Linked DNA regions of Homo sapiens: region 1 is linked to region 2. A link is a loop called in an ENCODE intact Hi-C map of the cell type or tissue named here. Cell type or tissue: K562. All regions are shown on one strand. Each heading gives the region's core, and the rest is flanking DNA. Links, peaks and the distances in the headings are about the cores only.

Region 1 (16,050 bases), core at 2,653-10,652, 260 kb after region 2:
CTTGTTACTTAATGGCAATAGAAAATGGGTGAGGGAGTGCTGGCTGGGAATTGGAACTGACTTTCAAGTCTGGGTTTTTTCCTGTGAAGTAATTCTCAATGGAGTAGACTTCAGCTCTGGCCTAAACGCTACATTACAGTGCCTTTGTGTATCTAAATTCTGGTGTCTAATCTGGAATAACCTTTCCCAACTATGTGACAGAAGTTTGGGCGCTCTAGGAAGCATAAAGTGAGGGGGATGGAACTTGTCTTCAGTAGGTAAGCCCTGTAGATGACAATGTGGTCTTACTTCCTTAATGTGGTGGCCTGGTAGAAGCATGGCTAAGTTGAGATGGGGAAGAAGCCTAGGAAAGCCCAGGATGACTTCTGGTCTATTTTACTGCTGAAACAGTCTGGAGAACTTGTAGAGATGCAAAAATTCGTCATGATCAACAGGACAGTCAAAGGGACCTAATGTGCCATGTGTCTTTGGGACTGGGGTTAGGAACTCCCAGATAGAAGGGGATGTGATATAAACAGAACAGTCTTGTGATTTTGTCTAGTTCTGAAATCACCTCTTTTTAAAGAGCTCTCAACTCCTATCTGCAAATGTGTTTGGAACGCTTCCAGATCAAGTTCTCTGTGCATCCTCTTTAGAGGGAATTTATAGGAGCCTCTAGAACAGTGCTGAGACACACGAGCCAAAAGTATAAGCCATATATAGTCAGTCCCATTAAAGAAAAACGAATATCTTTAACCCAAGAGATGCTTATTTTGACATGTAACCCAGCTTATTCTTGGTACTGAGCCTGGTATGCATTTTAAACTTAGTGTATCAATTGAGATGGGTCCTATCAAGTGCTCAATGAATAGTGGTTATATTGGAGAGCACAGCTCTGGATAAAACATAACTTTAAGTTTTTGTTTTTGTTTAATTCATTTGTTACCGCTTTAGGGAAATGCTGATCTAAAATGACGGTAGAATGTAGTGTCTGTATTGCTGTCTGAGTGCAAATCCTTGGAAACTTCCAGGAACTAGTAGGCTAGAACCACTTGTATTACTTGGACTTTGTCAGAATGACTGCCTTTGTGTAAAACACCATTCTGTCAGCAATATGACCATTTTCCATACCCCTAGCAATCACTTTGATTATTGTGGGTAAGCTTTGTCCTGGCATCTTCTATGCCATCTATATCTAAAGCACCCATTCCAAAGCTCATTTTAGTAACTTATTTGTCCTGAGCACGGGAAATGGGAAGAATACAAGTAGCTCTCATTCAATATCTTCCAGTTTTCAGTTTGGGTTACTGGTATTCTTTAGATCCTGGACAACACACTGAGAGGTTACAGGTGTCTAGAGATCAAGTACTTGAGAGCATTTAACATCTATGCTGTAGTGCCCAATTCCTATCCCAAAAGCTCAAGCGCCCACAACTCCCCTTCCTATTATACCTAAATCAGGCTGGAGTGTGCTTTTCAGTGATGTGCTATATTAGCTTTCTAAGCCAACAGGAGTATATACCTTATTCAATTTACTTGGACTTGATGTTGATGTGTTACCTATAAGGACCAGTGGTAAACACCTGAACCTAATCAAACCTCATCTAGAGAGGAGGGGGCAGTCTTCTTGTCTTCAACACAACTGCTTAACACTTATTTCTACGGAAACTGACTTGGGTTGGATTGGGGTTTAGGACAGCTGGGATGGCTTATCCGGGAGGCATGTGATTTTTGCCAAGAAGGAAGTTTTTGGTCTTGTGGAGTTATCACAGGAAGGTAGATGGGTGTCCATTCCTCTGACCTGTGTCAGAGCTGTGGGGAGGCTGAAGAGCAGGAAAGACAGCCCCAGGCTGAAGCTGGGCTGGGCTGCTGCAAGGCCAGTGTCTGCAATTAGGGAAGAAAGGCAGCAGCCACCATGTTTAAGAACTTTTAACTTGGCTCTCTCAGAATAGAACCCCTTGGCATATCTAGAAAGTAGGAAGCTGTCAAATCAGTAGCATTGGCTGTGCTGAAGCAGTTCCCTTGGATTTGGGGGCAGTTGACAAAAATACTAACCAGAACATGGACCAACTTGTTTATGAACCCACTTGAGGCCCGGAGTTAACTAGGGCCATTACCTGGAAGCTCCTGTGCTCTTCCCCTCACTGCTTTCTCTGTATGATGCTAGATTATTTGTGACTGATACTGAGGGTAATGAAGAATCTCAAACACTGTCTGGCTTTGTTGTGTATGACATTTAAGTGAGCCAAATACTTGAGCTCCTCTGGCAAGTGTTCTGCTTTAACCAATTAGCTTGTATAACAGACTTGGCTATCTTGTCACTTGGATTTGAGTGTGATGGAAGAGTTGTTTCCCTCACCTTGTGTGAGCCTCTACCAGCAAGTTAGCCTGTTGGGGAGGCAACTAACACTTTATGGTAATTGGAGCAGTCCTTCCTACAACTGTCTTCTCAACTTGATCTTAGTTACTGTTCTCTTAGGCAGAACTTGCCCATATTTCACTTACCAAGGAGTATTTGGAAAGTTTGTCTCAGAATAAAAACCAGTGATTCCCTCGACTCAGCAGCAAAGGCATCCAATGTTTCACCCAAGCTAAACTTTGGCTATTACTCCAGCATAAAAAGCACTTGTCTAGGATGAGTCTGCATATGTCCATCCTGGTCTTGAGCTAATGCGACATGAACAGTTTGACCAAAGATGAGCTTGAGACTGGCCAGACATGTGACCTAATGGAAGATAATTATTGTACACATACACCTGTAACTGCCCTTGAATAATGAATCAGTCTTGACGGAAATAAAGCCTAGCAACAGCAAAGGACCCAATGCACGGGAAAACTCGCTGGTGTCCATTTGACTTAGGCTGAGAGAAACATGCTGAACTCCCAGCTGTCAGTTTGTCACCTGCCGTGTAATATTTCAGTGACTATTTTGCTTTGTCCAAGACTCCATAGGATTTGAGTGCATAGGTAAAGACCCTCCCTGGTGATAGAAGCTTCTTCCAGTAGATACTCAGTCACAACCATGATTCAGAGGGGCTTTCTTGATGTCTTAAATTTCAACACGTGGAATTGCATTTTAAAGTTTTTTGCTTATGATCAGGTACTAAGTGGATTGACTGCATTTTGTCAACTTTACTGGTAGTAGGCATGTCCCTAGTTATATGGGGACATGTACAATTTGAACTAATAGATCTGTTAGCTCATAAGAAATCAGAGTTCTCACAAATGCTAGCTGTTGCTTGCTATTCTATTCTCCACCCACCCCCACCATTTGTAGGAGCTGGGTATCTTTAGCATGTCTTTCAAAGATTTCTATACCTCTCACAGGGTTGAGAAAGACTTGTCAGATCAATAGATGAGACACATTCCCAGATGAACTTGGAAGTAGAACTATAAACAATGCCATGGGTATCCCCAAACCTATGCAACATTGTTTTGAACCAACACAGCCTCTACAGGTTGAGGAAGCCACACTTATTGGTATACTTCATAGTGAATTCCCCACTGCTGTGCAGTTTCTGCTCAAATTTCTACTAGGTGGTTTCACGTCACTTCCAGTTACCATGCTTCTGGTCAATTTGGGGTGGATTTTTAAGAACACTCTGGTTCCATATATAGCCATCTCTTTGGGTTCTCTCAGCATTCTGGTTCTATTTTCATGTTCATACTAGTTACTTTTGCCTAATCTTATACCACTTCCCACCCACCTCTTGTCATCTTTTAAGGTTCTATTTCCCTATCCTTAATTCTTACTGCTTTGCTTTAAGGTTGTTGGGTAGTGAGCTGATTTCCTCTTAATGTCGCAGGCATTTAAGACCATATACATACTGATTCATGAATGTATAGGACCATGGTGACTATGAACAGACCAGTCATGACTCAACTTGCAAAATACCTATGAATGTGGACAAGGAATAGTATGTACAAGAGTCACCCAGACTTGACTTCATGCCATTGTTCTGAATGCTCTCATATTGGTTCACTTATAGGAGTAACTACCTCAGGGTTTTATTTTATAGAGAAAAACTGAGGCTCAGTGTCACCCTCACAATCTCTCAAACCTAGGAAATTGTTCACTTTAGGTTGTTTTGAAGTCTTTCCATATACTACTCCTCTTACAGTGACTTGCTATAGCTTGCCTTGAGAACAAACGTCTCACTTTAATGCTTTATGGTTAAGGGTCAGGTATAACTCGGATCAATAAGCTAAACCTCTAAAATCAAATAGTCGGGTGGATGTCATTCTTACCTTGCTCAACAGGAAGCTAGATGTCTTAAGACCACTCATGCTACAGGAAATGATTGTTTCCCTGTGCTTACCTGGCTCTTGAGTACACTGACTCAAATGTCAACGTGGTGGGTAACATGGGGCTTCTATGAAAAGCTTTTGGTGTGGCAGGGTGTAATGGGTTAAATGTCCTGAGCTTAGTCATGTACTTGATTGTCTATGACTAAATGACCAAATAGACATAAAAAGGGTGGAGTAAATCTGTCATAATTTACAGCATATCTTGCTGTTCTTTTTTTCTCCCTTTTCTCTTGGCCTGTGGCTTAACTGCACCTAACATCTCTCGGGAGTGCCTTAATAAAACCAGTTAAGGACTGCTTGTTTTATACAAGCAATGTATTCATATACCTTCCTGTTAACAGTAAAAATCTAGACTAGCGTAACAATACTTGTCTGATTAGTGAGGCAATTAGTATGTCACCTGACAAACCAGAACTGATAGAAATCTTATTTGGAGGTGTTACCATAATCAGTTTCTATTTAACCTGACATACCTGAGAAAGCATTTATGGGCCGGATCTGCCAGGAATATGACATCTCAACTACTCTGTCCTTGGTGGTTATCACCTATATGATAATCTGAAGCTAAACCTGCACAAGGTCTTCCTTATACAAAGTGTATTGGGACCTGAACCCCAGGTTTGGGTCCACAGCCAGATAACTAGTTCTGCAAGAAGAGGTGTTAGTATGGTTGTGAAAACACCTTCCCCATCCCCTGACTCACCTTCCTGTCAACTGCTTCCTACTGGAATTCCTCATGAATAGGTGGTTAACACCTTGTACTTTGTCCTAAACAACCCAGTTTTGTCTCACTCACCCCGTCTTCCTCTCCAGCTTGTTCAAGTCTCTTGTTCAAGTCATTCCACTTCAGGCCTGTTAAGACTACTTCTCTTGACACAAATCTCCAACCCACAGACTTTCTCATTCCAGCTGTTGCCTTTATTGACTTTATTTCCTTGTTATAGTATCTTTCATTTATTTAACCCCATGGCTTTTTTTCTGGTAAATCTCAACCCTTCGTGAATCCCAAATGTCTTAGTCCTAATACTAGAAAGATAAGGCTTGGCTGAGTTAGACTATGGTAGAACCATGTCTCTAAACTTATCACTGACTTCTGATGTATCTTTCCAACTCCCAAATTTCGCAGAGGGGAGAGAAGCTAGAAAAACAGGGTTGTTGGGCAATCTTGGTAAACTTGGGCCCTTCTAAACATGTAGCTTTTGTTTTATTCTTGTAACAAGTTTTTCCTTGCTTTCAGGTTATAAACGAGTGAGTAAAACATGAGATAATGTCCAGAACTCAGTGTAGCAGGAGTTGATTGATTTGCTCTGGTCTCATATGCTCACCAATTCCTCCACATTAAACCCACCAAATTAAGTAGCTGCCCTACTCTAAAATGGTTCCACCTACTGACTCCTTGTTCCTTTCTGAAATAGTCCTGGTGTCTCTGATTGCTAGAGGCTAAGTCCTGTGACTGTGTCCCTAGCAGCAGCAGGGACTCTGGGAGAGAGCCCTTGGGATAATGGGTCTCGATGGGAGAAACCCCTCAAACTGGGGTCATGAGGCCTTCCAATGTGACAAAGTTCCACAACTATGCTGAACTGGTCCTAAGAAAAGCTTACATGACTGCATGTCTAACCAGCATAGCAGATAGCCATGGCTCACCTGTGCTCTTGAAGACAGTATGAAATTGAGACCAAGTAGCTTACTCTACTCGACTCTGAGTAAATGTTTCAACGGTGTCTATGCTGCTGTGGTAAAGCATTCACTCCAAACGGGGAGCATCCTTACGTCCAGCTCACTTTTCAAGAGTTAGCAAAGTCATGGCTTTGCAACTCAGTCAAGCTTTTATGGTTACTAAGCGCCCCCTGTTGATGGCAGTTTAAAACTGGTTGTGCCCCATGCTTCAAAGTGGCAAGACCCCGTGTGTCTAATTCCTGAAACAGTCCAAGGCTCCAAACATGAGGGCAGGCCCCGTTAGGTCCTCTCTGGCAGCTTTTGCTTCACCCTTGCTTCATTGTTTGGGCCTCTTGCCTCTTCTCCTAAGATGGCTTCTAGGGTTGGCATTATCAACACAATCCCTCCATTCCTTCCACACAAGGCTAATTGCTTTGTTCTCATTTGCTCAAGGTATATGAGAATAAACATAGCTGCAAATCTTGAGCTGGTTTTGAGAAACCTGTTTCCCTAAACACCTTCTTGTGCTTGGATGGAAGGCTTAGGACCTTAGCCTAGTGCCTAGAAATGGCTGATCTTCTAGTGAGTTAATAGGTCTCAACTACAGTTAAAGTTAAAATGACCCCGACTAGCTTTTGAGACTACCTAAAGGACCCATTTGGTTCTGATCTGCCATGGACCAATACTTTGTAAAACACAATAAATAGAAAATGCCAAATTTTGTTAAACCCACACCCTAGCAAACAAAGGGGAAGAAATACATGGTTCGTTGGAAGAACATACAGGTGACAGGTGACGACTACAAATGTACAATGATAGTTATCTAGAGGTAACTGAGGTACATGTTAATGTTCTTGTACAGAATGACTATTGTGCATATAGTGCTTAATGTACTGAGTTCTTCATGTGACAAATAAGCTTGTTTAACCTACTGAATCTAGGTTGGAGTGATAGCAATGCTACTCAGAGGAAAACAACCAAAAGGCTTTGTTTTAATAGCTTTCACAGCAGAGGCCAATCTCACATCCCTCAGAAGTATGTTGACCAGAACAGAAGAATTTAAAGCTATTGTAGCAGAATTGGGGTATATTTAACTTTTAAAATGAAGTAATGCTTTATTTTAAACTCATCTCTAATCCTTCATCACCATCTAGTTACAATGGCTTATCTTAGAAGGCTACAGTTATCTTCCTGAAAAGCAAATGGATTCCAGATGTGAATTTTTCCTATACATAAATCTTTTGATGGAAAGCAAAATCCAATGTTCTAATTCAAAAGGTATGTCTTGTAGATGTGCAATATCAACTACTGATTTATACCATGTGAAGTTATGTAACTTCTATTTTTGAAACACTTAAGTTATCTAGTCTCTGCTTTTCTCTATCTCTTCAATATTACCCAAGGGAAAAGAACCTGGATGGGTTAATGAGACTAGGAACAACTCATGGCACATATGTAGTTAACCCTTCTAGAGAGAACTGCCCTCATGAGTTTTATGGTACTTGTTTTACTTCATGAATGTATATGGAAGGATTGCTCACTGAGTGGGCTTACGTTACTCAATGGTAGAAGACTTGCTCAGCCTAGTTCGGGGGCCCACTTCCAGCTTTGGTCCTCTGATTCAGTGAAACAAAGCTTGTCTGATCTTGATTTCAGGTGTAGTTCCCAATTACTTTCAGAACCCCATGGGGAAAGTGAGGTGAATGGTACCTCAGACACTTAAGCCCTGAATTTCTATGGCAGTCTTGCTGTGGCACACTACCTGCATATTGCTGATGGCCTCATATCCAGGGCTCCACACTGGCATGTAAAAGGTACAGGCCAGTCTGAGGGTCTTCAAAGGCTTTCTAGGTTCCCTGAAAGTGTGGCATTAGGAGCAACAGGATCAGACTCCCCCCGCCCCCAGCCGCCCCCTCCTCCCCTACCCCGCCACGGAGAGGAGTACCACTATCAGGGCAAGACAAACGTGGAACTCGGCCAGGTCCTGCTCCGTATGGAAGTGAGTGTCTTGGGCAGTGGGGTCTCAGAAGCTGTTTGATAGAATCTCTAGGTAAGCCTCTCCTCCCACACATGCTAGTTTGGCACACAATGGTCCTGACTTCCTGAGACAGATGAGTGTCTATAATTTTGGTCTAATGAGAAGGTCCTGGGACATTAAGCATCTTCAGGTTTCACAGTGAGAATTGCAGATGGTGTTCACAGCTTTCCCATACAATACTGAAGTCATTTGTCTAGATGTACTGAGTCCAAACTAGGGATTGCTTGAAGGAAAGACTTTCTCTAAGGTCTTCATTTCGTTTGGTGGGAATGTCAGATTGGGTGGGTTACACTAAGGGAAGAAATGAACTGCTTCTAGCAATACCTCTGTGGTGAAGTCTGGGGAGGAGAAATTAGAGTGGCAAGATAACAGATAGTTGGAAGTCTCTCACTGCTTTCCCGGAAGAAGTAGCAAACATTTTGAGGGGTGAGAGGAACTTCCCAGCACAGGGTTAGAGGAGCTCTTAAACACAGGTAAATTTCAGGAAGCTTTGTGAATTTGACTATGGGGCTGTGGCTGGATTCTTGCTCAGCTCCAATCTTAAATAGAAGGCAACCCTTTACCAGTAGGATCTAGGGAATTTTGGCCAACTTTGTCAATTCTGACCCTGAGCATAATTTTGGGGGGGGTTTCCAAGGTATATGGATGAGTCTGCCTTGGATTAGATTCTGCATCTCGGCCTGTGGTTAGGGGAGTGCTGAATGTAGGCCTGGGGAATGCATTTAAAGGCAATCAATACTAGCAGGGGTAGGAAGAACAACTTCTATGGTGTCAGTTTGGATCCTTTGTAGTTAAGTGCAAGAGACTCAGTGGGGGTAATACTTGGGGTGGGGGGTGGAAGGGAGTTGGAATAGGAGCAGCAAGGGAGAATCTTCAGGTCTTACAGGTGTAACACCTGTGCAAGGAACCAGGGAAGGGAAGAACAGGTAGAGCCCCTGCCCTGCAATATGGGTCTGCAATAGTCTCAGCCAGGTCAAGTAAGTTCAGTACCTTTTCCAAGATGGACCCTTCCTGGTGGGTGTTAATGTGAGACACACAGCTCCACACTTCATACATAGCCTTACTATGTCCATCCACATTCCTCTACCCAAATCTTGTCTCTGACCGTTCAGTCCTTTGTTCCAGGCTGCTGACTGGAAAGTGATGCCATTGAACCACCTATGTATATGTGCATTCTCATCTTGGGCCCTTTGTGATACAAAGTAGCTGACCAGGTATACTGCTTGTGGAACCCGACCCGTTGGGAACCAGGCCAGACACTTGGTTGAACTTGTAGTGCTTTAATTATCCTCTAGTATCTAATTTCGTCATGGGCTAGAATGCAGAATTGAACAGATAAGGACCACCAACCATATTTGCTTGATACTTAAGCATGGCACTAATGTTGACCATCCCCTACAGGGGTGCAATACTTGTGACTTAATATCTTGGCTGGGGTAGGGACAGTTTCAGAAGTTTCTAACTGGCCCTGCTGTGATGCTGTTACTTCACATGGCTAGGGACCCAACGTAGGGATTTATTCAAATGACAAGCACATCAATTTCAATTGTGTACTCAGGGGAAATATTTCTGGGTGGGTCTTCGGACCTAGTGGACCAACTGTCAGCCAAACATCTGCAAGAACTCCATTTCCTCAGTCTGTACTAGGGTATAATTTAAAGCTGCAATCTATTTCTCAAATGGAAGATAGTTGTAACTCCTGTGTGTGTGTACTTTAACTTGTGGCCATAATGCTCTGGGTGTCTAGATGGCAATGTCAACTCAGTTGCTATGCCCGATGGTTCACGAATTCTTTAGTTCAGTGTATATTAACATGGATGTCTGCAGAGGGAGACTTGCTAAGAACCCTTGTCTGCTCAGCTAACCAGGTCCTCCAGCTATATCTCAAGGTCTTGACATGAGAACCCCTGCTTCTGGGAGCACCGGAAGGTAGAACTGTATCTGAGTAACTTCAGTGTGGCAATAACAATCTGGTTAACCCTAAAGGTGTTCCCAAAGTTGGTAATGGGAGGTAGGGTCAGGGAATGAAAGCATAAAGTAAACCTTACTGCTGCTCTGTGAAAGGGGAAGTCTAGAAAAAGCATCGTCCGTATACATGGAACAAAGCTTAAGAAAACTTGCAGCTTGGTTTTGCCAGTACCAAGCTGAGGGAGGGGAGCAGATTCTTACAAGAGTGTCAGCACTTACCTAATGGGTCAGGGAAGACACTGCGTAGTGTTATACAAGACAGTAACATGGTCAGACTGGTATGTTCAACATAGCAACATCTCAAGTAGGAAAACTGACTTTGGGGATTGGAATAGGTGTCATAAGAGTGGGTAGTAATAGACATGATCAGCTTCCAGGCTTCTGGTATGGGCACTGCTGTGTGGTAGTGCCACTAATAGAGGATACAATAGAAGAACAAATCTGGGAGGGGAAAAGTGAGTTGTTACTGTCCTACCTAACCTTAGGATTTAGATCTGGTATAAACCTAGCTTATGATGGGGAGCTCCAGTTTGGGATATTACTTGGTGCGAAATGTTCAGGACTCAGTCTCCCCTGGGGTCTAATAGTTTTAAGTCATGGCCTATTTCTCAAATGCAGAATAGTTCTGTCATAGATCGTGCCTTGCAGTAGAAACCTAGGGTTTTATGTTTGGATTTTCCAGAGGTGTCATGTGGCATCTTCATGCATCACAATTACTTCCAGCACCATGTTAGATCACCTAGCCCAAGCAGTAGGGCACCTTTATGCTGCAACCTGCAACTACTACAGGTATGCTTTTCTCCTGAACTTAAGGATCAGTAAGCTCACTAGATGGTTTTAGAACCATGGCACTTCTCAAGGTATGGACAACATTCTCAGGATGTACCCCTTGTATGGTGCCCTGCTCCTCATGAAGAAAACTCAAACTGCGTTTCTCCAGGACGTTAATTTTGGCACTAGATGCTTCCAGGCATCTGCATCATCCCTTCCAAACTAAGGGAATTTAAATAATTCATGCTTAATGCACTGAGGGCCATGGAGCCCCTGCTTTGGGTTGGTGCTTGCCCTGGTGTGTCCTTTGGGGTGAGTGACCCATGTTCAACTACTGGTAACATGGAACCCTTCAGAAGCTGTCAGGGTGTGGTGCTTCCTCCTACAATGGAAGGAAGAACTAGGGACTGCACACAGGTTTGGGAGGTCTCCAGTTGAAACCATGCAGGCACTTAGAAAGAAAATAGCTCCAATGTGTCTGAGCAAGTGGTTGGAGTGCCTACGGAGAGGTGAGGTTGAACATCTGAGCAGGTGCACATAAGCTGTAGAACTTCTAAAACTATACCGATCTCACCTGTAGCTTCATAGCCACCTCAGACTCGAGTACCATGTCATAGTTACGTAGTACAACATAATCCTAGAGTTCCCCTAGAACTTGGAGGTAACTGACCATAACAGGATTTGCAACTGACAGGCTTGGCTGGTACCCTAATATGCCTCCAGTGTTCTGTCCTGTACACCTATACTGACTTCTATTTCCCTTCTGCTGTGCCTCTAGAACTCCAGTCAGCTTCTCCAGCTACCCTCTTCAACTGTCAAGATTACTTGAGTCACTAAAACCTAAGCATATCGCTTGTGAAACTCTTCACAAGGCTGTTATTTGTTAGAGCTGGGAGAGGAGCTTAGTAGTCTTAGACTCTCCAAAAATTGTTCTGAAGTTTACTCAACCTAGTTTTAAACACTATGAGCTTTCTTACTGAGGCTTTTGCTACTAAGAACTATTTCTACTGTTGGTCAACATAGTAAAATGGCCTGGAGATGAGATGAAGATCAAGGCACCTTAAAAGGATCCTCTGCCCTGAGATCCTGCTATCCTTGACTACCTTAATATCCATTTGAATGACCCAGCCAAAAACTTACCATTTCCTCAGTCTGAAATTTGAGGCTGGATATTGACATTTTGGGCTGGAAAATTCTTGGTGGGGGATGGTCTGTTCTGTGTATTGTGGAATGTTTAGCAGCATCCATGGTCTCTACCTGCTAGCTACCAGTAGCATCCGTTTCCCTGCTGACAGCCGAAAATGGCTACGGACATTACCAAATGTGCTGCGGGGTGGTGGGTGGGGCAAGATTGTCCCTGTCTGAAACACTGCCTCAGATGGCTGGTGCTAACTATCTGCACCATGTCCTACTTGGATTTAATCTTTATCCTCCCAAATGTCCTTAAACATGTATGTAGGCCTCTGATCTCTAGCCCTGGGATCTTTCTCTCCCTCCAATCCCTTCCTTCTGACTCCTTTCCCTTGAGTTTTGTTGGTGAATTTCTGGTTTTACTCCTTTCTCCACATCTTAGCTGACTATTAATTGTAAAGTATCCTGATTAAAACAGACCACTACTGCAAACCTGGTCATAACACTGAAGCCAATACGGGGTATCTGTACACTACTACCTCTCTGGGCTGTGTCCTGCCTAGATACCCCTGCCAAACACTGAGCACCCAACCAGGAACTTGGCGCTAAGCAAACAGACACCCAGCCGACCATGTCCTGACCCTGTCGATGCTTTCAGCTAGCGCTGTGGAAATGTGCTTTAGAGTGTAAACATCCCAGTGGAGCCCCTGAGAACAGGCTCTTCCTGGAGAGGAAAGGCTTCTTTCATAGTCTTGGGGAACCTTTTGCTAAATTACCCTTCCCCCTTTCCCAAGGCAATGTTAGGCTGTTTTAGAGCCCAACTAGTTGTTTCCTAGGTTGGAAGAGTCTGCTAACTGAGGTCTGGTATGATTGCTTAGTATCTACCCCTGTGCTTGCTGACAGAGTATCTCCCAGATTGTATGGGGCACCTCGTGTGCTGGTTTTTTGTAGAGTAGACCTGTTTTTAGAGCCAGCTGGGTTCTTAAACCTTAACCTCTAAGTCACAAAACCTGCAATGCCTACTGTGAACTTAGCTCTCACTTACTCTTGTAGGCTAGTGATGACTCTGGGGATAGCTATACTGCAGGAAAAAGATAGGCATTACTAATAATCGCTTTCTACCATGTTGTAATTGGGTTCTACTACCTGGCCTAAGTAAGCATACTGGGGCGTAGTACATGAACTGAAGGAATGGCCACCTCCATGATCTTGAGGCATCAGGTTGTCCCATCAAAGGGAATGCCAGACCAGAGTAGATTAAGATGACAGCAAGAGTGAGGAGATTTCACCTTCCAAATGGCTTTGGCCAGAGTAAAAAAGGGAGTGCCCTCAAGTCCCTCAATCTGTAAAAGGCAAGCTCCTTGTACCCTCAAAGCAAGTGGTGTTTCCCAATTTGGCTGGATGCTGTTCATCATGGGTGATGCCGCTTCCTGACAGTGGGTTTCAAGACTGCATGTCAGGTAGGATCCAGTGAGGCAAGGGGAAATGCAGTCCATCCTAGTTATTAAGAGGGAACCCATCAGTCATGCCTAATATCAAAGGTGTCAAAAGTTAAAACCGGTCTATAAGGTCCTCTACAGACACTAGGGAATAACTGAGCCTTCCCAGCACCTGAAATGCCACACTAGCAGTGTGAAACTAAATGGCCCTTGACACCCTTCAAGTGGAGTACCCAAAGAGCACTGAAAATCAAGATGGACTTGGCCATGTCCAGTTAGCTCCATGAAGCAATAGATGAATAGCAAGTTTTTGCTCACAGTCTCCTTTCATTTTACCAGTATTTCTGTGCCTAAGCCAGGACACTCCTGCTAAGCATAGCCCTAGAAAAATCTGAAGATGTGTTGCTTGCTTGCTTTCTTTGCCCTATGCATTTTGTGCTCATCTCTGCTTCAGGACACTTTGTCCCGGCTACTCCTCATTCTTTAACTAGATCTGAACATACTTGGATATAATAAAACCAGAAGCCAGTCTTTGCTTCTCCCGACAAGGTCCTTGTGGAAAAAATGGCTTATTTGTATAACTTCTGCCAGCCATGTTAGAAGGAAAAAGAATCCCCAAATCTTACTGTGAAGTGCCTGACATGTGAGCCTCCCCCTCAGGCCTCCAGCTTTATTGAAGTATAATAAGCAAATAAAAATGGCATTTAAGATGTTCAAAGTCACTTTGGGAGGCCAAGGTGGGTGGATCATTTGAGGTCAGCGGTTCGAGACCAGCCTGACCAACATGAGGAAACCATCTCTACTTTAAAAAAAAAAAAAACAACAAACAAAACTGTGTGTATTGGTGCATGCCTATAATCCCAGCTACCTGGGAGGCAGAGGTTGCATTAGCTGAGATCACTTCAGCCTGGACAACAAGAGAAACTCCATCTCAAAGTACAAAGTGTTTCAATATATGCTGAGGTGTTTACCACATTAAACATGTCCATCACCTTGCATACTTTTTTGTAGGACACTTGATGTATTCCCAAACTTCAAGTATATGATACACTACTAACTACAATCACCATGATGTCTGTTAAGTCTCCAGAACTTATTTGAGCCTGCCCTTACTAGGGAAGGTGACTCCTAAGATTTTATAGGCTCCAATTTAGAGTTGAATCATCAAATGTGCAAGCAAACCAAGCTGTACCTGCTGCGAGGCTCTTTTCTCAGGTCTCAAAGCTTTGGGGTTAGCTGACAAACTGAAGTAGCACACCCAAATGCTTGTTGCCTTTAAAAGCCAGAAGAGGCTGACTTAACATTGTTCCCTTAGCAGTAAGCCACGTTTGGTGGCTGAGGAATAAGAAACCCTTCACTCTAATCAAAGTTCTCCCTTGAGTATTTCTATTACCAAGAGATACCTCCACTGGATCCATCTGGGCCTGCACTTTAGGAGTCAAGGTTATCCCTCTTTTCTTCCTACACATTGTTTGTGTAGGACCTAGACTGATGCTGGCTCCTTCTTAATATTTTTTCCCTCCATTCTTGGTGCAAGCTTGACTACTGTCTGGGACAGATAAGAAACTGACATGCCATGCCCTAAGAGCTAGGTCAAGCGGTTTGCATCTTAGTAGACTCTGATCTCCATTACTTCATGAATACCCTAAAAGCAATGAAATGGGTTCATGACAGCCTCCTTAGATCAGGAAGTTAAGTGAGAAATGGCCTGTAGTAGCTCCTCACAAGCCTCTTAATGCTCTTGTGTTCTAGGAAGTTCACAAGGGTGTTCAGCCAAGTCTGAGGTCACCTGTGCTTCAAATTGTACCTGTGGCCAAGTCATTAGGTGCCACAAAGCTATTAGTCTATATGTAGTAACATAACTCATGAACAATGGCTATGAGGTCTATAGTATATTAAACTTAATGTTTAGTGTTCAGCTCTTAAAGCTTTAAGGCTCTTCCATGTTTCTTCTATACTTGTTGCAATTTTTTCAGGAGGGATTTTATAGAATGTCCCTCTTCAAATATCTTGCCCAGTGGAATAAAGTAAACCTTCATCCCTGAGATCTGAGCCTCTGGCTACTTCACCTTTTACTAGGTCATGGCTGCTGCAGTTTGCCAATTCACTGAGCACCAAGACCACTCTCCTTCAAATCCCCTGAGTTGTAGACATGCCAATTCCTGCTGCCACCTAGTAACAGCAATGCAAACTCACCATGATAGGGCTAATTACTATCAGCAAAGCAGACCTGTGCTGTCCCTGCTGGACTACTGGTTTAAGGAGTCCAAAATGATAGCCTAATTGTGGGTTTATTGAACTGTGTCCTCTGGAAGCTCCCTGAAATACTTTGAAGACAACTAATCATTCAGTCTCAGGCATAGTTCTCAAGTGGGTTATTGGGAATGATAGTAAAAGAAGTTAAAGTGATCATTGCTTTGTCACCAATACACAGGACACACAGGGCTGGGAAAAATGTATGATGTAGTCACTGGTTCAATTTGTAGATGCATTCTGGAGGACAGTGCCACAGGCGCATAGACTGTCACTAAGTCAGCACATTAGGATGCAGGAATGCCTTCCTTGAAGATACCTGCAAGACCAGCTTCGGTGTGATGTGGTATATATGGTAGGATGATGGATACTGTGATCAGGTCTTTCACCTCAGGTGTACAATGGGTCCCTCAGTTCAAGGTGATACTTGGAGCCTTGCTTCTGTAGTAGATACTCTCATTGAGACAAGCGTGCGGATCTTGTGCCTAATTCCTCAGGTAGATCCAT
Region 2 (16,050 bases), core at 2,664-10,663:
CATGAAGAGTTTTTCTTTGTTTTCTTCTAAACAAAGCTTTACTGTTTACACTTAGGTTTATGATCCATTGGATTCAATCTTGTGTATAGGTGAAATAAGGTTTGAGGTTCTTTTCTTCTATATGGATATCCAATAGTCCCAGTATGATTAGTTGAAAAGATTGTCCTTTCCCATAGAATTATCTTGGCACTTGTGCCAACAATCAATTGACCATATGTGTCTATATGTAGACTTTCCATATGCTCTCCCACTGGACTATATGATTGTATGTTGGCCGATTCCATGTCTTGATTATTGTAGCTTTTTAGTTAAGTATTGAAATTGCACAGTGTAAGTTATCCAACTTTGTTCTTTTTCAAAATTGTTTTGGCTAGCTAGCATAGGTCTTTTGTGTTTTCACATACATTTTACAATCAGATTGTTAATTTCTATTTTTAAAAAAAGCTTGCTTGGATTTCAATTGGGATTATATTGAATCTGTAGATCAATTTAGGGAGAATTACATATTAACAATATTGAGTCTTTCAATCCATGATCATGGTATATTTCTCCATTACTTTAGGCTTCCTTTAATTTCTCTCAACACAGTTTTATAGGTTTTTAGAGTACAGATCTTACACATATTTTGATAAACTTATCTCTATTTTGTTTTTGATATTGTTGTACAATAATTGTTTATATGGTTATTTCATTATAATAATGATCCTATGAGGTAAATATGAGCTTAATTTATTAGTTAACAAATGCAGCTCAAAGAGATCAAAAGGTTGGCTTAATATCATATGATTGGCTAATCCCATTTCTGGAAATGTATCTTGCAGATATACTTTCACATGTTAAAAATGACTAGTACAAGGTTATTATTGCGGCATGGTTTATCATGATAAAAGACTGAAAAAACCTTGAGTGTATCCATGAGACTTTATCAGTGATATAGCCTTAGAAACAGTAGGCAGCTGTATAAATGAATGAAGAAGGTAACTATGTATCTATATAAAAGGAACTGCAAAATATATTAAGTGAAAAAAAGATACAGAATGTTATACATAGTATATTTTTTCTTTCATGTACAATATGGGGTAAGGTAGGAAATAAGGATACATATTTATATCTGTTGCAAATTGCTTAGAAAAACTCTGGAAAGATACATGACACAATAATAAAGTATTTACCTCTTGTTGGGAGGCATGAGGACTGGATAGATGGTGAATAGAGTGGAAACTTCATTCTGCATCATTTTATGTTTTTTAAAAAACTGTGTAAGTATATTACCTCTGAGACTGCTGATTTCCTCTCAGTGTCCATTTTTCATTTCTTCCTTTTACAAGTAGGACATCCCCCCTGAGTTTTTGGAGGGCATATCCTAGCCTCCTCTGCAGCTAAGTACATTCCTGTGACTGAATTTTTGCCAGTGGAATGTGAACACAGGTGACTTATATTATTTCCATGTCACTTCCTTAAATGGAAACTAATATCTTCCACTTTCTTTTCTTTACCCTTTCCATGGGCTAGAATGTGGATATGGTGCTGGTGAGACTGTTTTGATCAGAGTAGATAAGGTAACAATCGGAAATAAACATCTAGGCTGGGTGCGGTGGCCCACATCTGTAATCCCAGCATTTTGGGAGGCCGAGGCAGGTAGATCACCTGAGGTCAGGAGTTTGAGACCAGTCTGGCCAACATGGTGAAATCTCATCTCTACTAGAAATACACAAAAATTAGCCGTGCATGGTGGCTTGCACCTGTAGTCCCAGCTATTTGGGAGACCGGGGCAGGAGAATCACTTGAACCCAGGAGGTGGAGTTTACAATGAGCTGAGATCGCACCACTGCACTCCAGCCTGGGTGACAGAGCAAGACTGTCTCAAAAACAAACAAACAAAAAACCATCTATTTTTCTTTAACCAATGACTCTTGGGATATTCCCATTACAGCAGCTTCGCCTATATCCAAATACATCAACTTAAAAATTTTGCATAGCTCATGATGTTTGACAGTGTAGGAACACGAACGCAAGTGTCCTGGCTTCCAAGTCCATGTTTTCTCTGCTGATGAGTAGGAAGGCAGTCTTGCAACGGCTAGTTCGTTATCTTCCTAAAGTGTGGAATGATGACTCATGAAGCATAATCTGCCAAAATTCATGATACCAGCCAACCTACAGCCACTTCTGCTGATTCAGATGGGACTCAATAAAACAGACAGAAGTAAGGTGAAATATAATGCTGATGACTTTTGAAATCTCAGCCTGGAAAGAGAGAATTAGTGGTAAAGCAAATTGAACTTGGGAAAATTAACAAAATGAACATAATCCAATAGGTATCGGTACATGAGGTAGCAAGGAAATTATGACTGAAATATTATAAGTCAAGGAAATTTTATCTCATTCAAAAGGAACAAGTCTACAGTAAGGGAGATGAGGGTGCAGAGTAACCCCTGCATCAGAGAGTTATTCAGCTGGTAGAAATGGACAGTGGTAGAATGGTAGATAGCAAATAGGACGAGACAAAAGGTGAGAAGGTGTAAGTGACATGGCTGTCAGAATATACAAGTGCATATGATTCTCTTCTAATTCAGTGGCAGTATCTAGTATTCAGAGGGACATCCACCACATAAATTTTCTAGGCTCATGAAAAAGAATAATAACTGTCACCACAATGACTGGCCACAGGGAGAAAGGAATTATCTGAGAAGGAGTGATGCCAGAGCCAGGGGAAACTGACCCAGCTCCAGGGCTGGCTGCCAAACAGAGTGGCCAGCAAGCCAAGTCATCTTACTCTAAGGAGCATGTCACTTCACAGGACATACTTATTGCAATCAGATTTTTTAAACAGCGTGCTTTAAAGAGTACCATAGCCTATAAGAATGGAAATGTCCCTGCAGGCTTAGATAATTTTTGCCTTTAAAAAGAATACAAAGACTTTTTTTAAATTTATTTTTTTGTTTTTCAAGTAATACTTGCCACAAGAGGGTGAACAAGAAAGGATGGAAGCTACTGCTTCGTGCTGATGACATAATGCTATCAGATGACAAAGAAAAGGTAAAACTCAAGTTTTAATTTATTTGTCTCCTCTCCCAAAGAGACTAATGTTTTAATGAAAAAAGGTAGAATAAACATGATTTAAAGGCTACTAAAATCCAGCATGGTAAGCAAGCAATCGATTGCTTTAAATGAGTTTCTAGGCCTAAATGAATTATCCATGCAAGAGATTTCATAAGTGATCGTAAAGGTAATTACTCACTTTCCAGAAGCCAGAGAAAAATAAGAAATGATAAAAGATTGAAGAAGGGCAAATATTGTCTTGATTTTCAAAGATAATAAAAAGTGGTAGGGGCAAAGAAGAGTCAGAGTTATTGGTAAATTTAACATTGCCTAACAATTTTCTAGAATGATTTTTAAATGCATTTTTTTAACAAAGAAAAGAAGAGATAATCACTGGAGCCTATGTGAGTTTATAAATGACGGTTTCAATGTTTTTGCCTTCCATGTTTATCAGAATCTCAGTGGATCCTGTATCTTGTAAACTTGCTGAGTTCATTTATTACTTCTAATGATTTTTTAGTGGATTCCTTAGGATTTTCTGTATATTTGTGTTATCTGTGAATAGAGAGTTTTACTTTTTCCTCTCAAATGTAGATGCATTTTACAATGTTTTAATGAACATTTTTACATATTGTGTTGCAGAAGGAGTTCAGGATCAGTCAGTTCAGGACAGTCAGTTAAACCATCCAAAATTAAAGTGGCAATAGCTAACTTATCACCTGTTTTGTGTGTGTGCTTTTGTTTGTTGTTGTTGTTGTTGTTCTGTGACTCAGTCTTGCTCTATTGCCCAGGCTGGAGTGCAGCGGTGCGATCTCGGCTCACTGTAACCTCTGCCTCCCCGGTTCAAGTGATTCTCAAGCTTCAGCCTCCCAAGTAGCTGGGATTACAGGCGCCCACCATCACGCCCGGCTAACTTTTGTATTTTTAGTAGAGATGGGGTTTCACCATGTTGGCCAGGCTGGTCTCGAACTTCTGACCTCAAGTGATCCACCCACCTTGGCCTCCCAAAGTGCTGGGATTACAGCCATGAGACACTGTGCCCAGCCTCCTGTTTTTCTTGTATCCCTTTATAATTAATCATTTTTATGGTAGTCAAGAGTGATCTGGTCTTTGGGTTCTTTGACTGTAAACCACAGAAACAAATCCTAGATAACTTAAGCCAGAAAATAAAAAAATAAATTGTAGACCCCATAAACTGTAACAATTTGCCAAAAAGTAAAAAATAATTTATGGCCTGCATAAACTGTAACAATTTGTATTGTCTTTGTGTCTCTTGATTCAAAATTCAAATGTAACAGCATCTAATTGGCCAAGCTTAGATCACATACTTTCTTAAGAATGTATGTACTGTGGTGATGAAAGGAAGGGTGTGATGGAACGTCTCTTCAGGAGCCTCTTATTGAAAATAAATTAAATTAATTTTTTTGGACGTGAGATCTTGCTATGTTGCCCAGGTTGGAGTACGGTGGCTGTTCACAGGCTCAATCATAACGCACTACAGCCTTAAACTCCTGGCTTTAAGTGATCTTCCTGCCTCAGCCTCTTGAGTAGCTGGGACTACACCATGCTACCACAGCCAGCGAGGAACCTCTTTTTTTGGTTTTGTTTTGAGATGGAGTCTGGCTGTGTCAGCCAGGCTGAAGTGTACTGGTGCGATCTCGGCTCACTGCAACCTCCACCTTGTGAGTTCAAGCTATTCTCCTGCCTCAGCCTCCCGAGTAGTTGGGATTACAGGCATGCACCAGCACATCCCACTAATTTTTGTATTTTTAGTAGAGGTGGGGTTTCGCCATGTTGGCCAGGCTGGTCTCGAACTCTTGACCTCAGGTGATCTGCCCGCCTTGGCCTCCCAAAGTGCTGGGATTACAAGGCATGAACCAGTACGCCTGGCCCAGAACCTCTTTTTTAAGAGGCATTTACTTTTTACCAAGTTGAAACATTCATTGGAAAAGCTCTCCAAATAAATTGGGGTTCAATTAAAAAGGGAATAGACCCTAAATTACTAACAATGCCAAATATTCACTATAGCTGTTTTCTAAAATGCAAATTTTCTTTGCTTAAAGACCTCCTTGACTCTTCATTACCTTAGTATGGCAATAAAAATTATTCATTTCCTAGTCTTTACCCTCATCTCCAACTCAAAATTTATTGAATATACCAGACCATGTGACAGAAGCTAATAGACAAAAAAGCACTCTTACCTTGAGACATTCATAGTCTAGTGACAGAAGCGTGATAGTACGACCACTTCTTGATTGCTTAATATGTCTAAAGCAGAGTTTACTGGCAATAATAGCTGGGGTGGCCATAAGTCCTTGTTTTTCCTATTGTCCTGACATCATTACTATCAGCACAAACCCCCTTTTCCCAGCCTCAAAAGTTTCTCAGTTTGGACAGAAATTATAGGTCATTCTAATAATAATAATACAGTATTTTCTCAGTTAACTCTCAAAACAATTCTGTGAAGGAATGAGATGTTCATTCCTACTGGATAATGTGAGTAGAGTTTTATAAAAAGACTATCTGCAAAGGTATGTGCAAAATGAAGGGAAACCATAGGGGTTTACTCTGGGTCACCCTAGGGAGGGATACTGGCTGCTTCCTTTGGTTGAGGGAGGCAACCAGCCTGCAATGGTGCCATAGTAAGGGAGCCAGGGGGGAATAAATAACCATACTCCTTCCTCTTTGTTCCATCGCTGTTGCTTCCTAGTGCCTTCACTCAACTGGAAGCTAGAGGGAAAGAAAGTCTCTTGAGTTAAGGCTCCAAAGGACAGACAGCAGGTTGGAGAGTGGATCTGGCTAACAGAACACGTCCTCCCCCAGGACTCACTGTTACTACCCTATTTTACAATAGAAAAAAAAAAAATGAGATGAAAGTTTAACTTATTTGATATAACAAAGCTCATAAGTGATCATCTGTAGCTGAAGTGCCAGGTTCTCCCCACTCTGCCACTCTCTCGCTAAGGCTCCAACATTCTAGCAATGCCAGGATACCCACCCTCCCCATAGCATCTTCACATCCCAAATGAGATGTTGGAATATGTAACGTTAAGTTTTGCTGATTAGAATAAACTAACCTACCCACCAAGGTAGGGCATTCACATTCTTACAATCTAAGCAGATGAGTTTACAGCATATACATTCACAAAATAAATAAGTAAAAAAAAAAAATTTGATAAACAAATTCTACAGTCTGTTCTGGTCAAGATAACACAGTTCCTTTGCAACTGCCCTTACATCCGGTTGGTGGTGTGTGGAGCCCTCTTTTCCCAGGCCTTACATGAGGCCTCTGGTCCATGGGCAGTGCTGCTGCTGTCTGATCCTCCTTATGGAGAAAGGACAAAATGTCCATGTACCAGAGCTGCAGAAGAAAGTATTTGTCTTCCCCCTCCCTTTGCACAGCACCCATCTGTGTGTAATCTTATTATTATATATTTTTTGAGACAGGGTCTCACTGCGTCACCCAGACTGGAGTGTAGTGGCGCGATCTCGGCTCACTGCAACCTCCGCCTCCAGAGTTCAAGCGACTCTCCCACCTCAGCCTCTATAGTAGCTGGGACTACAGGCAAGCGCCACCATGCCTGGCTAATTTTTGCATTTTTTTAGAGCCAAGGTTTCACCATGTTGGCCCACCTCAGCCTCCCAAGGTGCTGGGATTACAGGCGTGAGCCACCGCGCCCGGCCCATTTATGTGTAATCTTAATTCAACACTTATTGAGCGCCTACTGTATGTTTGGCATAAAATGGTGGTCCCTAATTTCAAAAGATTTGGAGTCTAGAGGGCAGAAATTGAAGAGGTTGGTGCTCTGCACGTCTGAGTCCGCCCACAGACTGAATAAATAAGCTCTGCGTCGGCGCCCCTCACCTTTCTTTCATGGCCAGACTTTTCTCTGGCGGTTCCACAGCTGTCCTGACAGTGGAATTCAGACGGGGTGACCAAGCCCCTAGCCCACCTACCAGCGAAATCCAGCATCAGTTCCAGGGCAGCCGGACCCGCGCCCGGGGACGACTGACCCTTAGCCCAAGGCTGCGGGGGCGTCGGAGTCCTGAAGCGCAGGCGAGGCAGGGCCAGCGGGACAGGGAGACTCAAGGCCCCAGGGGATCTGGGCGTTTGAAGACTCAGGTCAGACTCTGAGGCGCCCGTCTAAAGAGACCGGTTGTCTTTTCCCTAATTCAGGAGGCCAGGCTGTCCCTTGGGGCGTCGTACCGAGGGCAGATCACAGCCCTTCCCTCCTCACCACACTCCCTGTGCTTCCACCCAGCTGGTTCCCCGCCCTGTCCATCGCTGTCCTCAATCGCTTGTTGTCGTGGGCCCCCCTCTCCGGCCCACGTGGGGCCGCAGGGATCCACAGCTCATCTGACACACCTCGCTGCCCTGCACGCACCGGGACCCCTCCATTCCGCCGGCCCCTCAGACACGCAGTAACACCCCAACATCTGCTGGGAAAAAAATCTTCCCCACGGCGGAGGAGTTCTCAGTCCCACGCGCCCAGAGTCGCACCCACTCGAGCCACCCGCCTGTTGCCGTCGCCACGCCCTCCAGCCGCAGCCCCAGCGCGCATTCCTACGGGTCGCCGGGTCTGTCGCCAGCGATCGAATGAAGTCGGCTGATCCCCCACGTGTGGCTGCTCCAGTGACACCCAGGGGAGGCCTCGGTCCTTACCCCTAGAGCAACCAATGGCTGCCTTAATTCTTCAGCGGGGGCGTTCTTTTTCTTCCTCCCAAGCAGGCGGCCGTTGGGTCGGCCGAAGGCAGCAGCGACTACTACGGCTCTTCCTCTCCAATGGGATCCCCTGTCTGCCCGCGCGCCACAGTGACAGCTTCCAGATGCCTGTCTTTAGTCTCCCTTCTCAAGGGAAGCGGTGGGCGACCGAGGTGCGGCCTGGAGGGCCCCCATGTGGGAAGGGAAGACTTGCGGAAGGGCAATTCTTCCAGTGCGGAGACGAGGAGGCCAGCCCAGCCGCACTTCGGTCGCCCACCGCTCCGCCTGGTGGTCCGCAGCCCCTTCCAGGCCGGCTTCTCCGGGTGGGGCGTGCTAGTCCGGGGCTAACTTTCCGCCACGTGCTGTCCCTGCGACCCGTCTCCCCCGGTCGCCCTTCCTTCTCCCGGCGGCCGCTGGAGCTGCCCGCTTCGTGGAGCCGGTGGCAGGCCCCGGGGCTGGGAGCTCGCGCCCAGGCTTTTACTCAGATTCCAGCACCTGATGGAGCAGGGGGTGGCGGCCAGCGCACAGGCTGTCGGCATCTCATGGCAGCGGAGACGGTCGTTTGGGGACGGAGGGGCGAGCCCCGCGGCCGGGGCCAGTGGAGCTGGGCTCGGAGCCCGCCCACCATCCTCCCGCCCACCACCGCGGCCGGGCGCGCAGGCTCACACCCCTTCCTGGGGAAGCGAATGGTCCCTTCCAGGCGGGTGGCCATGTTGCTCTAATAAAGCGGGAGGGGCGGCGGCGTGGGGGGAGCAGATGCCGCTGGCTGCCAGCGGGACGCCGGCGAGCAGAGCGCAGCCGCGAGGGAGGCGCGAGGGAGGCGAGCCGGAGCCCGAGCACTAGCAGCAGCCGGAGTCGGCGTAAAGCACCCGGGCGCAGCCGGAGCCGGTGCCGCAGCTGCGATGGCCGTGGCCGTGGGGAGACCGTCTGTGAGTGCTGGGGCCTCGCCTGCTGCTCCTCGGGCGCCGGGTGGTCTCTGCTCTGGGGCGGGTGCGGTGAGGACCACAGGGGAGCCGGGCGGGTGCTCGGCCCCGCGGCGGCGGCGACGGCTGTGGGTGTGTGCACGAATTTGGGCGCGCGTCTGGGGTCGGGGTTAGGAGCCCAGGGGCTCAGTTACGTGATGCAACAGTGGATCGCCTCGTCGCGCCCCTCTTCTGGGAATGCGAAAGAAAAAGGACCCCTCTCCTGTTCCCTTTAAAATAATTCTTTGAGGCGCGGCGTGTCTCAGCCGCCTCCCTCTGCCCGCGCACCTCTTCCCTCGTGACAGCCAGAAGGGCGCCGGGTTCGGGGCTTTCCTCCAGTCTCCCCCGCGCCGAGGGGGCGCTCAGGGCATGGGAATTGCGAGCTGAAGTGCTGCGTGTGGCACTGCTGTAGAAGCAGGTCAGAGGGGTGGGATTTCCGTGGTGGCCTCCCCAGCGCATTGTGAGATCCCGGACACCCTCGGGCATCCACCCGGCTGAGCGGGCCCTGCCCAGGATGTGGACAAAGCCCCAGATAACACACACAAAGTTTTCTGGAGGCTCCCTTGTGGTGTGGGTGGAAGGACTGAAATGTTCTGCGGCTGAAAGGCCGGGGGCGGCGGGCTGAGGAGGCTGGGACGCGAGGAAGAGGAAGGGCGGGCGGGTGCGTGAAGAATCGAGTGCCCCACGGCGGGAGGGAGGAGAGTAGGAGGGAGGAGATACCTTTGCCCCGAGTGTGTGGGCCAAGGCGCCGCGCCTACTGGGTTGCAAGACTCGGTCCGCGCCCCGGGGCCGGGCCGGAGGGGAGCGGGACTCCGAGGGTGCGGTTCAGTGGCCGCTCCGCATCCCCAAGTGAAAGGCGGAGGAAGGGGCGGCGGCGGCCTTTCCTTTTTTTTGAAAGGAGCGGAGCTGGGTGGGAAAGGCGGAGTCCTCCTGTTTTCCCTTTCCCCTTTTCATCGTCGATGTTCACAGTCCACTCGCCTTACTGGCTTTGGGGGCGCCTCGGGCGATGTCTTTCCCTGTCTATCACCTCCTCTTCCCTTTTTCTTCTTCCCTTTCCCACAGCTGTGCAGCTGCAGGTGGTGGCTCGGGAGATTTTGTAGTTACAGACGAAAGACTTACTGAGATACTGGAAGCTCGGAAATCCCAGAAATGCAAGGCTGTGCTCTCAGGCTCCCGGCTCTTCCCCCTCTCCCCGCCTAACTCCTCCCCAGATACGCGCGCCTTTTGCACCCTACCCCCTCGGGAGAAGTTCATGGGTCCCTTTGCGGATTCTAATTCGATTTGGTGGTTCGGCTGCCCGCGGTGCTTTCAAAGACGTTTTCTGCAGTCAGAAAACACAGCGGTCATATCGAATCATGACTGTCTTTTAGGCCTTTTCAACTCTACGATTTAATGACATGGCTCTTTTAAGAATTCTGGTCTTCTTTTGCACATAAATTGTGCTCTTGATAATTAGTGGTCACATGTAGGTTATTGTTACTGAGGGAATTTGCATAGTCTCTGGGCTAGTCGTTTTATTTTTGGTGAGAAAATTGAGGTCTATAGAGGTGAAATTTATCTGGTTAAATTACTCCTCCCCCTGCCCCCCATTATACTTATTAGCAGGCATAGATTCAGAGAACTAAAATAACAATATCTGCTTTAGATAAATTGGCAAACGTTTAGGATTGCAAATATTCAGTGGGGGTGTTTGGCTTTTTCAGTAACACGTATTATTGCTGGTGCATTCTTGAGGGATGGAGGAGGTGGAAGAAATAATTAGCTGCACATTTTCTATAAATTAGTTCATATATGTCAGTTAAATAGGAACAGTATGTGGATTTAAGGTTTAGTTGTGTGGCCGTAATCACATCCAACACCAAGTCGGCCAACCATATGTGAGCTTAATCCCACAGAATTCTTATGTTAGACCTCCCTCTTCAGATAATAGAGGAGATTTTTTTTAAGTATACGTGCACAGAGGAAGTGACTTCTTTCTGCGCACTCTGTTGTCACTGGAATTAAAATTAAATTACAATCTAAAGACAGAAGACTTTTCTTTTGGAAACCTAATGTACGAGTGATTAGGAATTGACTATAAAGTTAGAAAGTCTACAGAAAATATGTGATCACATTTCACAGATAATTGTTGAATCCTTTCACTTTGTTCATTGGGCTATTGTCTTAAGTGTGGTCTCTGCAGTTATGGCTTTAAAACAAAGTCAATGAATGGGGAAGACTCTTGAGACACAGCTCCATGGAATCTACACTGCACCTTTAAAGTTAAGAGTTCTCTGGCCCTCCCATTTCTTATCTAGTCTGTGATTTCACCAAAAGAAAGGAAGGGTGCGCTGAGGGAAAAGAACCACTCCGAAGTTGATTTATGTGTGAATGGAATTTCCCTAGGTATTTAATTAGATTTTTTAAAAAGTTATTTAGGACATATATCTCCTTTTGCGATAACTACCTCTCCCCGCCAGACTGAAGAAAAATGCAATCTGAATAACTTACCCTAAATTTTTGATATTCTTGAATGGGAACATCTGAGTGTGATATCCCAGGTAAATATGACATTTTAGTGGGCAAAAATGCTTACATGTCAAATGCACTATTTTCTATCTTATGAAATGGTTATATTCTGTTACAAACCATTCAAACCTCAAGGCTAAATTCAGGTAAGTTTCTTAAGTGGATTTGTTGTTGACTGCAAAACAAAGCTTCAATTTAGTGTGATACTGTTTATTTCAGTTTTAATTTTGATCCCTAGCTTCTCCATTTCCCCACTGATGGTTTTTGGGCTTAGCCCTAAGAAGACCCTGAAGCACATCTGCTGTTTGCCTAGTATAACTGATGATTAGCAAGAACATTTTACTCCCAAGGGATGTGTCTGCATTTTGGATGAATTAGCATTTTTGCGTCCAAATCCCGGGGCAGCTATTATCTTTATTTTAAACAGAACATGGCAATTTACTCTACTTGGGAATCAGGCTTTATGTAGCTGATGGCCTCTCCTAAGCTGTGGTGTTCATCAGTTTAAAAACTCTAGGAGTTGAAAGGAACGTTAGAGGTCATTTGGGTTAGCCTGCTCCCCAGTGCAGAAATATTTCTTACTTTATCCCTAACAAAAAATATGTGTTTAAACTTCACTGGTGGTGGAGATTTCCCTATGATATCCTTCAAGAAATGCACTTAATTGCTGTTTTATCTGTTGAGCTGAAGGAAATGGAAAACCAAGTTTCCATTTGCTCATTTAACACCATTTATTAAGCACCTGCTATGTGTCAGGAACTTGTTCTAGGTGTTGGGGATATAGCAGTGGACAAGTTTTCTTCTTACCAGGAGCTTTATTGTTTGAGAGATTTGGTGTATTAAAGTGACAGACTTCAGTGTAAATGTGTAAATCATTTAGGGAGAAAAGGAATTATATGCCTATTGCTGACTCAGCAAATATGATTCAGGTGAAGGATCATATCTGTCTGGGGATAATTATAGGCAATTCTTAAAGATGAGGGCAGGGAGTGTGGGAAGTGGAGGAGTACTGCCAATAAAATGTTACTTTCCCTTGTTATAAAATTGCCATTTTTGTGACTTGAAAATGTGGCCCCAGATGGATGGCTGTGGTCGGTGTGCCTGGAGAAACATGAATGGAGCCAAGAAAGGTCCAGGGGAGGGCCACCTAAACAATAAAGGGACTGTCATCTCAGGTCAGTTTTCAAAAATTAGAACTTTTTAGTCAGTGATATAAATTATACATACTGAGGCTCTATAAGCAGTTATTAAGGAATGCAAGAAGTTTCTGAGGTACAATAATCTCTCCTTTTAAAATCTTTCGAAAGTTATAGATTAATTTATCTTTTAAATTATCATCTTTAAAAATGATGTGTCTACATTACAGTGAAAAGGAGACCCAAGGAATTGATTAAAAGAACAAAACTGCCCATAACCCACTATCCTGATATAATAGTTCTTAGGTGTTTAGTCTATTTCACCACTTTTTTGAGCAGACATAACCCATCTTGTATAAACTGCCACCTAGAAACCAAACTGTGTGCCTGAATGAGTCCTGTGTGACCATTTGAATAATACTCTTAAAATGAAGGAAGTGGATGCTTAGTGTTTGGGCATGGGCCATCCTATGTCTGCAAAAGGAACAAATGATTGTGGGACTCTGCTGTTTCCTTGATTTGGATGGCCTACTTGATTGATTGCCAGCAGACCAAGTGTTTATATTCTACCCAATGATGATGTCACACTGATCATGATCATCGGATTTAGACTGTGGCGCAGCCCACAGAGTTTTCTGTGCCTGTGTTTCTCTTTATAGGACTCTAAATTTGGTTGGGGATAGACGCTGCTCTTGGATTTTATCATTTTATTGGGATCCATCTTTCATAGTCTTAGCTAGACCTGTCTCAAATGGGGTTAGCAAAGCTGAACCATTATTTAAATGAAACCCAACACATCTAAAGCTTCTATACTTTTTTCCAAGGAGATCTACTTTACAATATAATTGATAACCTCCCCCGCCCCCTTTTTAAAAATCTGGATTGACAGAAAACTCTCAAATAACAATACTTCCCCTGACCCACTCATGCCTGCTGGCAGCCCATCAATGCAGCAGCTGTTGAACATAAAAACAATACTTGGGCTAAGGTAATAGAGACAGACTTCTAAAAGGAATTTGCTGGGCGATCTAAAATGAAATTCACATTGTTCCAGGCTTGACCTGAGATAGAAATCAGGAGTCTGTTCCCTGATATGACAAAGCCAAGGCACCAGAGCCACCTCTTTTTAGGATCGACGCCAATGAGTGTGAGCACATCGCTCAAGCCAAATGGCACAGGAAGTCCAGTTCTGTGGACACATTCTGCCCACCTGCTGAACTGTGACTGGGTAGGATGGAGTGTGAAACATTGAGAGAGGGGTAGGCTGAGGTGGTGAGGTGGGAAAGAGACCATATTCTAAAAGGACCATTTTTCTGACAAGTGGGAGCTTTGTTTGTTCTTGTCTGTGTGTGATTTCTTTTTTATTTATTTATTTATTTTTTTTTGCATTTTTATTGTACAAAAAGGAAATGAAAATATATATAGCATAACATTAAAATTTACCTACTTGTTTTTGATAATAACATTCCTTTGGGAAGAATTGATTTTTTTTCTCTTATAGAAGTTGAGGCACAATAATGTGGATAGGTTAGAGATTGAAAAACAAAATAATCCTCAACACCCTAACACATCAGTACTCATTCTTGCCTTTCCAACCCACCTGTTTTATCAGACATTTCTTGTGTACCTTCTATATGCAGGTGCTGAAATTATGTTGGTGAGTACTTGACTGCAGTCTTTGCTGCTCTCATGAAATCTCTCTATAGGCTGAGTAAGCAATAGGATTTAGCAAGGAAAGGGAGATGGGGAGGTGGTTGTGGAAGTGTTCCAAGCCCAGGAAACAGCATGTGCCAAGCTCTGGAAGTGAGGGAGAGACTCTTAAGAAATCCAATGTAGCAGGAACGTCAGCCTTAGGGTTGGGTAGGGAGAGTGGACAGACAAGAGGCTGAGGAGGTGGGAAGAGACTCAGTTGTGCAGTGCATTCTTTATAGGCATGTATTTACTGTGTAGCTCTTTAAATGCTTTATATTCCATCCACCCTTTGCCCATAACTTAAGATATCTCAGATCCTTGAAATTGGTTGAAGGAAGACAAAGAAAATCTGCAGACTACTAATTCTTCAGGATTCAATAGGAGAGTTGAGAAACGATCAGGGGAGTTGATTCCTTTCATGCCCAAATTGAACCCTTAAAGAATAGAGGAAATGAAGACTGACAGAGGACACAGAGAAGGAGAGTCCAGTGACAACATATGACAACGACAATGCTAGATCTTCCTCTGCCCAGTTTTATGCATTGAGCCTTTCCTCAGGATTCAGAACTAGAAGTTATTATTTTCTTAGACCTAAGCAACTGAGTCCTGAAGAGTGTGGTGGGGCTGGGGGGGAAGATGGTAGGACTCTTTCCACCTTGGACTTCAAGTGGCAATCAGTGTTCTCCAAAAAGGAAATTAAAAACTCATTGGATTTTATGAAAACAGGAGAAGAGTCTGTTAAAAGCCAGGGTTTACTTAAGACTTCATGCTGTTTTAGTTATCTCATCTCTTTGAGTACTGTCTTCATACCAGTATAAATTTTGTGAATCTCATTAAGGTACTCATTAAACTTACTCTGACCTGCTGTTGGAGGGCAAAAGGCTTGACCAAAAACTTCTGTGCACGGGAAGCTTGTTCAGCATCTTGATTTTCAAATTTATTCAATTCAAATTACTGTCAAGACAATTATCTCACCTTATACTCACAAAATACCTGAGAAGTAATATAGAGAAGGAAAATGAGACAGGAAGAAGTTGTCAGTTAATCTGCTACAGCAAATTTGTGGGAGAGCTAGGCTTTGGAACCAAAGGCTTTTAGACCAACATGCATACAGACCTCCCATCTGATTCAGTCAGTTAAGCTAAATTATGTTGCGGTAACAAATTGGCCCCATGTTTTGGTGGCTTACATAGCAAGGGTTTATTTCTCATGCAGCTGTTCCACCCTCGGAGGTCTGCTGCATACTGCATTGCCTCCAGGACCCAGGCTGAGGGAGTATCCTCTATCTGGGCATTGCCAGCCTGGTGGCAGAGGACAAAGAGACATGCTGAACCCTGGCTTCTCAAGAGCTGGCTTCTCAAGCTCTTAGATGGGTCACTTCCATGCAGATTGTATTGGCCAAAGTAAATGGTCATTCCTAAATTCAAAAGAATGAGGATAGAGAATCCTCCTGTAAAGAGTGGCTCTGAAAGACCCTTGGGCTGGGGAAGTAAATCCCCCTCTAGGGAGGGCAGTGAATATTTTGAATAACAGTTGGCTAGATTCCTAGTCAAGGAATCTACTATGAAGCCAAGTCTTTATTTTTAAAATTGTATCCCTGTCTGTAAGGATTTTTCTCCCTCTATTTGGCCTGCTCTGATTCTAGCTGGGCATAGTAGAATGATGTGTGTGTGTGTGTGTGTGTGTGTGTGTGTGAGAGAGAGAGAGACAGAGACAGAGACAGAGAGAGATAAGAGTTAGGCAGCCACAATGAATTGAAGTCAGAGTGAATTCTCCTACTCACTGGTGATGAGCTTCCAGGGACATCACCATCAAGTAAGTCATGGGTGGTAACCTTCTGAAAGGCCTTCTGTGCTGCTCTCTGATGACCTCAGCTGTGGAAGTGTACTCTCTGGGAAATGGTTCTGAGGCCATTAGGACTTCCAGCTGCTTGACAGAATGATTTCCCTTGGGACCTCGGCCCTTTGGACCTTTCCCAGCCATATGTCCCTAAATGCAGATGAATCAGATG

What was found. Hi-C counts contacts between places; a loop is a spot of excess contacts. Peaks named below come from ENCODE experiments on the same cell type or tissue, not always from the same donor. Only the 100,000 strongest peaks of a DNase experiment are listed, where the experiment ranks them.
Region 1: a loop joins it to region 2, with 5 times the contacts of the local background. A loop is called at or near these places in 18 of 110 quality-filtered maps.

What each region holds. Positions count from the first base shown.
Region 1 is chr4:77,197,662-77,213,711 of GRCh38, forward strand. No RefSeq gene overlaps it. Among named protein-coding and RNA genes, the nearest start is that of CCNG2, 48 kb to the left of the region's middle. In K562, for the core only: a CTCF peak has its summit at 6,133 (motif pointing left); a DNase peak (open chromatin) is centred at 6,140; H3K27me3 peaks cover 931 bases.
Region 2 is chr4:76,941,261-76,957,310 of GRCh38, forward strand. SEPTIN11 (septin 11) reads left to right here and starts at 8,492. Exons shown (of 10, transcript NM_018243.4): 1 at 8,492-8,670. The coding sequence starts at 8,644. LOC105377294 (a long non-coding RNA gene) reads right to left here and starts at 8,305. Exons shown (of 3, transcript XR_001741739.2): 1 at 7,703-8,305. RefSeq lists an enhancer at 7,277-7,356 and silencers at 8,267-8,446, 8,477-8,786. In K562, for the core only: CTCF peaks have their summits at 6,283 and 9,056; DNase peaks (open chromatin) are centred at 6,311, 7,691, 8,451, 9,291 and 2 weaker places; H3K4me3 peaks cover 4,085 bases.